Regions from separate parts of the Mus musculus genome. Here region 1 is linked to region 2. The links are chromatin loops, found by intact Hi-C in ENCODE. Cell type or tissue: left cerebral cortex. All regions are shown on one strand.

The links. A loop is a pair of places that touch in the nucleus more often than their neighbours do. Peaks named below come from ENCODE experiments on the same cell type or tissue, not always from the same donor. Only the 100,000 strongest peaks of a DNase experiment are listed, where the experiment ranks them.
Region 1: a loop joins it to region 2, with 8 times the contacts of the local background. A loop is called at or near these places in 1 of 42 quality-filtered maps.

The regions. Positions count from the first base shown.
Region 1 is chr2:167,175,077-167,179,076 of GRCm38, forward strand. All of the region lies in intron 1 of Kcnb1 (potassium voltage gated channel, Shab-related subfamily, member 1), which reads right to left. Among named protein-coding and RNA genes, the nearest start is that of Kcnb1, 12 kb to the right of the region's middle. In left cerebral cortex, no CTCF peak of the experiment used is centred here; DNase peaks (open chromatin) are centred at 1,610, 2,440 and 3,370; H3K27ac peaks cover 2,671 bases.
Region 2 is chr2:167,077,510-167,081,509 of GRCm38, forward strand. It overlaps Gm39984 (a long non-coding RNA gene), which reads right to left and starts at 1,730. Exons shown (of 3, transcript XR_866968.1): 1 at 1,033-1,730. In left cerebral cortex, no CTCF peak of the experiment used is centred here; DNase peaks (open chromatin) are centred at 1,807 and 2,231; H3K27ac peaks cover 3,409 bases.

The sequences.
Region 1 (4,000 bases), 98 kb after region 2:
CCCCTGTGTGGATACCATGGTCCCGTCAATGTCTGTATTCGTGTCCCTCTCCTTCCTTCTGGAAGGCCAGGGCTATGAGGCCAGTGTCTTTGTTTTGCTCTCTGCAAGGCCCCTAACTGCCCAGCACAGAGCTACAGATACAGCAAGAGTGCCTTGAGTCCTGGCTGAATGGGCATGGCCAGGCCCCGCAGCAGCAGCAGCAGCAGTGGCAGGGGCAGCTGTGGTGGTGGCAGCAGCAGCAGCAGCAGCATGCTGTCCCTTTATGGTTCTGGATCACACCATCATCTGCTCGCTACCCTTCCGGCCTCTGTACAAGCCAGGTCTGCAGTTAGCTCCATTGTACAGTAGAGGAAATAGAAGCACCCCACCCCAAGCTAACACTGACCAAGACTCCCACAGACATACTGGATATCTGCCTATGAGACAATGGAGCTGCCTCATAACCTCACGCTCCAGATCCAGATCCGGCCACCACTCGCCCAGTGCTTGGCTTCCACCCTCTTACAACCCATTGCCACCTCCAGTAGGCAGGATCTACCCTTGTCTTGCCAAGTTTACTGCTCTCTCCAGGGCACTCGGCACACTGAGATGCACCATGGACACACAGGTCAGATACACGGCCCAGGTCTGTTCCCAAACAGAAGCGAGGCTGAAGGCGAGGAGCTGGGGTGTGTGAGACGCTGGAGGGGCTCTTCAGTGAAGGGCGGCAGATGTGGCTGAAGCCATACTCCTAGCCATGTGTCAGTAATGATGGTGACAGGCCCCCATACGTGAACACTTAATTCCCTTTTTTCCAATTAGAAAAAATTCTCAGCTAGCCTTGTGACCGCCTCATTCATTCATTCATTCATTCACTCATTCACCACACAGCTCTTGAGATTTTATTCTGTGGCAGCCACTGCTTCAGGCACTGAGCAGGCAGCCCTAAGCTAACTAAAAGCTCTGTCCTTTAAAAACATATCCAAGGGGTGGGAAGGGGGAAGAACCCAGAGTTCAGGAATAGTGTGTGTGTGTGTGTGTGTGTGTGTGTGTGTGTGTGTGTGCGTGTATGTGTGTGTGTGTGTAAGAAACTACCAAGGAAGGGCATGGACAGAACTGGGGACAGCTCCCAGACTGCCTGAATCACTGGCATTTGAGCAGAGATCAGCACCAACAGAGTGTGTGGTGGTGGGGGTGATCGTGTGGCTGTCTCTAGGATTGACCCCAGTGAAGTCAAGAGCTAGTGCAAAGGCCCTGAGAGGGGAAGGCGCCTGGTAGGTGTGAGAAAAAGAGGTTTGAGGGAAACTTAGTGGTGATGGTGGTGGTGGGCTGGTGGGGAAAGTGGGTGCAGGGTGTAGAGAGAGCAGAGCTGTGTCCTGGGCCCTGTCGGATTTATTGTTTTGAACCAGAGTCTCACGTAGCCCAGGCTGGCCTTGGCCTCACTGGCTAGTGGAGGATGACCTTAAACTTCTAACCCTTCCGCCCCCAGCTTCTGAATGAGAGCTGAGGTTATCAGTGTGCACTACCGTGCTTGCTCTGTGCAGCCTTGGTGACGAACCCAGAGCTTCCTGCACGCTGGGCTGGCTCTCTAGTGACTGCTGTGTCCTCGGTCCCCTGGAGGATTTTGCACAAAGGAGTGGAAGGCAGGTTGTGGGCAGGGGTGGGGCAAACAGCAGTGAGGAGCTCTGGGTAAGAGGGGGACGGGGACAGCAGTGGATGGTGACCGCATTCCGGGACAAGGGTCCCCAACCCTGCTGTCATGGCTCCCTCACCATCATGGCTATATCCCCTTCAAATGCAGGGCAAACCAAACTGTTCTGTGGAGCTTCTGTGGGTGAGAAGGGGGCCACCTGAGATGGGTCTGAAAATGCCCATCATCCCACAGCCTTGATGCCTGCCCCTGCCCCAGATGACCACACTGGGCACTTCTAGAGTTTTTAGGGTAAGGGGCCCCGTGAACATAAGCACTTTCCTCCCAAGCCATCTTCTGCCCCTGGGTGGCACTTCCTGTCATTCAGAGTCTCCTAGGGCAGCACACACGGTTGGGAACAGCATATCCACAAGAGTGTCACCCACTCCTAAAGTCACACCACAGCAAACCGCCAAATGTGAGACTTGAGCCACAGGACTGAGAAGACCGGGCCTGGCAATGGAGTCTTAGCGACCACACCCAAGCACGGGAACAAAAGAAGAAAATAAAGGCAGGCTGCCGATGTGGCTCGGTTGGCAGAAGGCTTGCTTGCCTTGCATGCTCAAAGCCCTGGGTTTGTCTTAAGCACAGCCTTTGGGAGGTGGAGGCAGGAGGATCAGCAATTCAGGGTCGTCCTGAGCTGCAGGGTGTGTTCAAGACCAACCCTGTGCTACACAAGATCTTGCCTGAAAAGCAGCCAAACTGGACCTCATCAACATTAAAAGGAGCTATCTGCAAACGTCAGCGCCAGCAGAGAGAACACACCCACGGGACGGGGGAAGACAGTCGCAAACGACACATCTGATAAAAAAATGGATGTCCTGAATATATATAAAGGGCTCTAAATGCTGGGAGATGGCTCTGTGCTCACCACACAAGCATGAGGACCTGAGTCCAATCACCAGAAAAAGAGGGTGTGGCGGTGCTTGGGAGGTGGGGACAGGGATCCCCTGGGCTCTCTGGCTGGCCAGCCTAGCCTAACACCACAGGCCACAGCTCGCAGCAAGAGAGGATGGCTCCTGAGGAGCAACACTTAAGGTCCACCTCTGATCTCCACACATGCACTAAGGGACAATTCAACCACAAGAGTCAAATAATTCGACTGTAAAATTGAACAAGGGGGCCTGGGGAGTCGGCTCAGAGAGCGAAGGCTCTTGCTACCAAGCCTGCCAGCCCGTGTTAGATCCCAGGAACCCACGTGGTAGAAGAAAGCTCCCACCCAGGAAAGTCGTCCTTTGGTGGTAACAAGAGGGCCATTTCACCACTGCCTCTCCCCCATAAAGTTTAGTAAATAAAACGATGAAACCATTTTATCTGAGCAAAGGTTCTAAGTGATACTCAGCCTCCCCCTGTTAGGTGCAAAGCCACAGTGGGAAGTGGGCTCGTCTGGGTGGCTACTCTGAACAAAAAGAGCCGACACACAGATGGTACAGCGGTGTGTACCTGGAGTCCCTGCTCCACCGAGGCAGGAGAATGTCTAGTTTGAGACCAGCTTTTGTTAATTAGACAGTTGTGGTGATGTATACCTTTAATGCGACACTCGGGAGGCAGAGGCCACTCGGATCTCTGAGTTGGAGGCCAGCTTGGTCTACATATGAGTTCCAGTTCTAGGACAGCCAGGACTACACAGAGAGACACTGTCTCCAAAAGCCTCCCAGCCCCCAAAGTGGGAAGCTGGCACAGGTTAGAAACCTCAGAAACAGATTAGAAAGCTCGAACCCTTTCGCTTTGCTGGTGAGAACGCAGGATGATGTAGCTCCTACAGAAACAGTTTCTTAAAAACTTCATGAACCTTGGGAGAGGTTGCCATGGGGAAAGCTACACAAACAATCCCTAGAGCCCACATAGAAGCTGGCCACTGGGGCACATCCATAATCCCTGTGACTGCGGGGCAGAGATGGGAGGTTCCCCGAAGCTCATAGGCTGGCTAGCCCGAGACAGAGAAGAGGACCACTAAGGCTGTCCTCTGGCCCCCAACATGTGTGCAGTCATGTGCACTACCCAAACTCACATACACTAACATGTCCATGCACAAACACACACACACACACACACACACACACACACACACACTCACACACACACACACTCACACACTCACTCTCACACACACACACACACACACTCACTCTCACACACACACACACACTCACTCTCACACACACACACTCACTCTCTCTCACACACACACACACACACACACTCATGCACACATACACACAGACTGAGACAGAGAGACAGATAGACAGAGACTTCTGCATGACAGAGACAGAGACTGGAAAAAAATGAGATTAAGATTCAGTTGTTTGGGCTGGTGAGATGGCTCAGTGG
Region 2 (4,000 bases):
TGCCAGTCTGGGATCAGGGGCTGGGCAAAGGAACTGAGCAAGCACCTGCAACGGCAAGGGCCGGCAGGGGAGGTCCCACGCACCCCAGGGCAGACTCCCTGTCTCCATTGGTTTTTGTTTTCCTGTGAAGGGTATCCTTTCTCAAGTGGACTCTAAGAAGAGTCCACTCTGTGGCTCGGGCTGGAACACCTGCTAAGAGACACTATTGTCATATCTAGCAGTGGTGGCCCCTGTTTCAATTCCTTTAATCAGCTGGCAGGACAGGTGCTTTCCCCCATCCCACAATGTGGTTACAGAGACATGAAGCCAGCCAGCTTGCCTGTAAAATCTCACTGCCGGAAGGTTAGAAGCTGAAGGCTAGCCTTGGCTACATGAGGCTATGTGACAAAGGAAAAGAAAACCACATGTATAAATAAAGAGAGTGTGAGAAAGAGAGAGAGAGAGAGAGAGAGAGAGAGAGAGAGAGAGAGAGAGAAAGAAAGAAAGAAAGAAAGAAAGAAAGAAAGAAAGAAAGAAAGAAAGAAAGAAAGAAAAAGAAGCAAGCAAGCAAGCCAGGCCCAGGAAAGTGATAGGATATGTTGGGTACAGCCTCAGGGCAGGGGATGCTGGACAAAGCTGAGTTTGAAAATAACGTGCCTGCGCTCCTGACCAAGGCCAAGGAGGAAGCAGGCTGCAGGGGCACACAAAATGGCCATGGGCCATCAGTTGGGAACTCCCCTCATGAGTACTGCCTGTAAAGTATGTTGGTGCTGTGTGACAGGGAGTTGGGGGACATTCTGGGTATGGAGAGAGGGTCCCTCAGCACCCTGTTTTGGAGCCTTGTTTCGTAGCTGAACCCCCTTTTGCGGGCGAGTGACAGAACTCAACCGACTTCAGCACAAGGGAGAATGTACTAGTCCGTGGAGTCGAGCAATCTCCGGCCAGCTTGCAGGTCCAGCTCGCTCCCGGGATTTTTCCAGTCAAAGCCTGCTGTATCACTTTCCCTTGGCCATGAGCTTCCTGTGTGCCTTCCATTCTTGGGTAGTCAGTCACCTGATAGTGGCAGAGGTGGCTGCCCCCTGGGTGTTGTTCCCTCCAGCCGAGAGCACAAGAAGAACTGCCTTATATTAACGACCCCAGTTAAACCGGAAGTGAATACCTGCTGCCCCGCCCACGGAGTCATTACCTACCAACCTGAACCAGTTGGGTAAGAGGGAGGAATGAACTGTTCTGATTGGTTAGGACTGAGCCAGGTGGGTGCCCTTGGATGAGCAGGAAGCCGATTGTTTTACTTGAACCACCTGTCCCGAGGGTGGAGAAGGTTTGATTCCCAGTAGAGATTCAGGGTCCTGAGACTAGAAGAAGGGGGGATGGTGGGTGGACAGGTTCCAGGCAATGGCAGCTTCAGGGAGAGCAGTGGGTTCGCCAGCCTCTGTCATACCTGTCCATCTGAGCCTGAGCAGACCGCTTTCCTTCTCTGAGCCTCAGTTTCCCTATCAGAACAGAGACATTTCAGAGCTCTCCCAGGTCTGAACTCCTAAGGCCAGCTGGTTGTGCAACCCAGCAGTCCAGCCTCCCAGTGTGTCAGGTCTGAGCTGGGGGCCGGGAACTTGACCCTAGGATGAGCCTGGGACCTGCACCTGGCCTCCGGTCTCCGCCCATCCCACAGGGTACAGCCTGTGATGAGGAAGGAGATTTCTGAGGACGGCTTTGCACATCCCTAGCGTTCTTCAGTTAAAACCGCCTCCAAACAACATGATCTCATCCCTGGGGAAGGAAGGCTGAGGGGGGGGGGAGGGGTGGACGAGCTGACTGCCAGCAGTTGACACAGTTTGTGACTAAACCATTTCCCCATGGGAGGCAGGGAGAGATGTCCACATTCTCAAAGATAATCTAAGAGTTTGGTGGAGAATGACATAAAGAATAGAGGAGGCGCCTCCTTTTCCAGCTTTGGGGAGGCTTCATGGTGTGTCTCCAGGGGGTCCAAACCAGGTATGTTCTAACCAATGATTTACAGTGAACTCAGCCCCAATGTAACGCAGGTCATTAACATCCCTCAAACATTGAGGGGGAAGCCTAGTCAGCCCCTTAAGTGGCCCGTCCCTCCTGTATTCCTGGGCTCATTTAAATGCCCATACATTAATTTGGAAGGATAGGGTTGCGGGAAGCCTGTCGCCGCACCATCTGCTCCACGTTTGTCACGGCCGCATTACATAAGAGGAAAGACATTTTTTCAAGAATGCTACTGCATTTAGTAATTGGATCGCCGGGAGAGGAACCAGGCCCAGGCATTTGGCACTGCGATTCAAAGATGCCACAGGCTTCTCTCCTGGGTGTGCCCTCCCTAGATTCCAGGCAGTGTTGGCAGACACCTGCGTGCAGCCTGGGTCTGGGAAGCAGGCCCAGAGCCCTTGCCCCGCCTTCCACTCTCTCCCTGTTTCTCCTGTTACATCCCTGCTTGCTCTCCAGTATTAGCAATATCCAACTGACCTTGCTCCACCAGTCCCGATTTCCATGACCGGGTCACCAGCCTACATGCCCTGTAAATGAGCAAAAGAAAATGAAGTCCCGGATTCCCGTCCAGAGCATGGCCCAAGGGTGACGGGTGAGGTTCAGGCTCCAGGGCCTGTGGTGAACAGTGACAAGAGACAGCTGCTTTATATAAAGCCTTTCTGATACAAAGTGGGTACCAGGCTTGCGATCATTTTCCTCTCCCCTCTAGTAGATTCAAAAGTGCTGAGGAGGTGGGCCTGCAGGATCAGAGCTGGCTGTGTGCACAGGTCTCAGCTCAGAACATCTAATGCCCCTCATCTGACTGCCACAGTGCAAAATGACCCTCGAATCAACATTTTATTTTAACTAAATAATTGATTGACTTTTGTTTTTGTTTTTGAGGCAGAGTCTTGCTCAGTAGCCCAGGCTGGCCCAGAACTCACTTTTAACACAGGCTAGCAGTTCTCTCATGGCAACTCACCTGCCTAAGCCTCCTGGGTACTGGGATCACACCCAGCTGAGTCAATGTGTTAAAAATCCGTTCATGGAAAAGGTATGGCTTGGTTTGAAAAATCTAAACACCTTGCGGTGGCCAGTTTACATTTTCATAAAGCCCACAAGGAGGGGTCTGACCCAACACTGTCCCCATTCCTGGGGGCTCTGGGCCAAGTTACTCTGTCACTGAAGCACATCAGCTGAGAGTTGGGGCCATGGGCTGACCAGGCAAAAGTCATATGACCTCAGACAGGGGCCGTTATTCCTTTAAAGTTTTGAAATTACATTGAGAGAGAGAGAGCTAACACATGCATTTGTCACGGTTCAGGCGTGATGGTCAGAGGCTAACACTCAGAGGTTATTCTTTCCTTCTGCCATGTGAGTCCTGGGGATCCAACTCAGACTGTGAGGGTTGGCAGCAAGCACCTTTACCTCCTAAGCCATCTTGTTGGCCCTTAAATATGGATCTTTCTGTTTCTGTCTCTGCCTTCTCTCGTAGGGGCGAGAGGTCACACTGAAGCTCTGGCACTTGTTCTGTTTGTTCTTTCACCGTCTCTTAAGTGAAAGCAGATAAGACGCCAGGGCTGAGGGTGGCCACGCCACAGGCAGGAAGTTGTACCTGCATCAGGTGTGGCTGTGGTTATCTCCTGTGGTCCTGAGCAATGCCCCCCACGCCTCTGTTCATGTTTTCTTCACCTGTAGCGGCTGAGAGTTAGAGGTGTCATTCTGAAGGAAAGCCCTTCTGTCTGGGCCAAGTTATGGCTGCCTCAGGGCCTTTGCATGTCAGTCACCTTTGTTCCCTAGACGCTGGTTCTTTTTATGCGTCTCTGCCTTTTCATTCAGCTTGACTGGCTGAGGGGGCCCTCCCTCCCTAGCCCAGGAAGAGCAGCCCTGACCTGCATACCCTTTCTTCTCTGACGCTGTTGTCTTATTCTAGAGGCTGGTCTCCCCTGGCCATGGTTGTGTTCCCAGTATCCGGACCATTATGTGGCACATGCTGAAGGAGAGGGCAGGAGGAAAGGAAGGAGGGAGG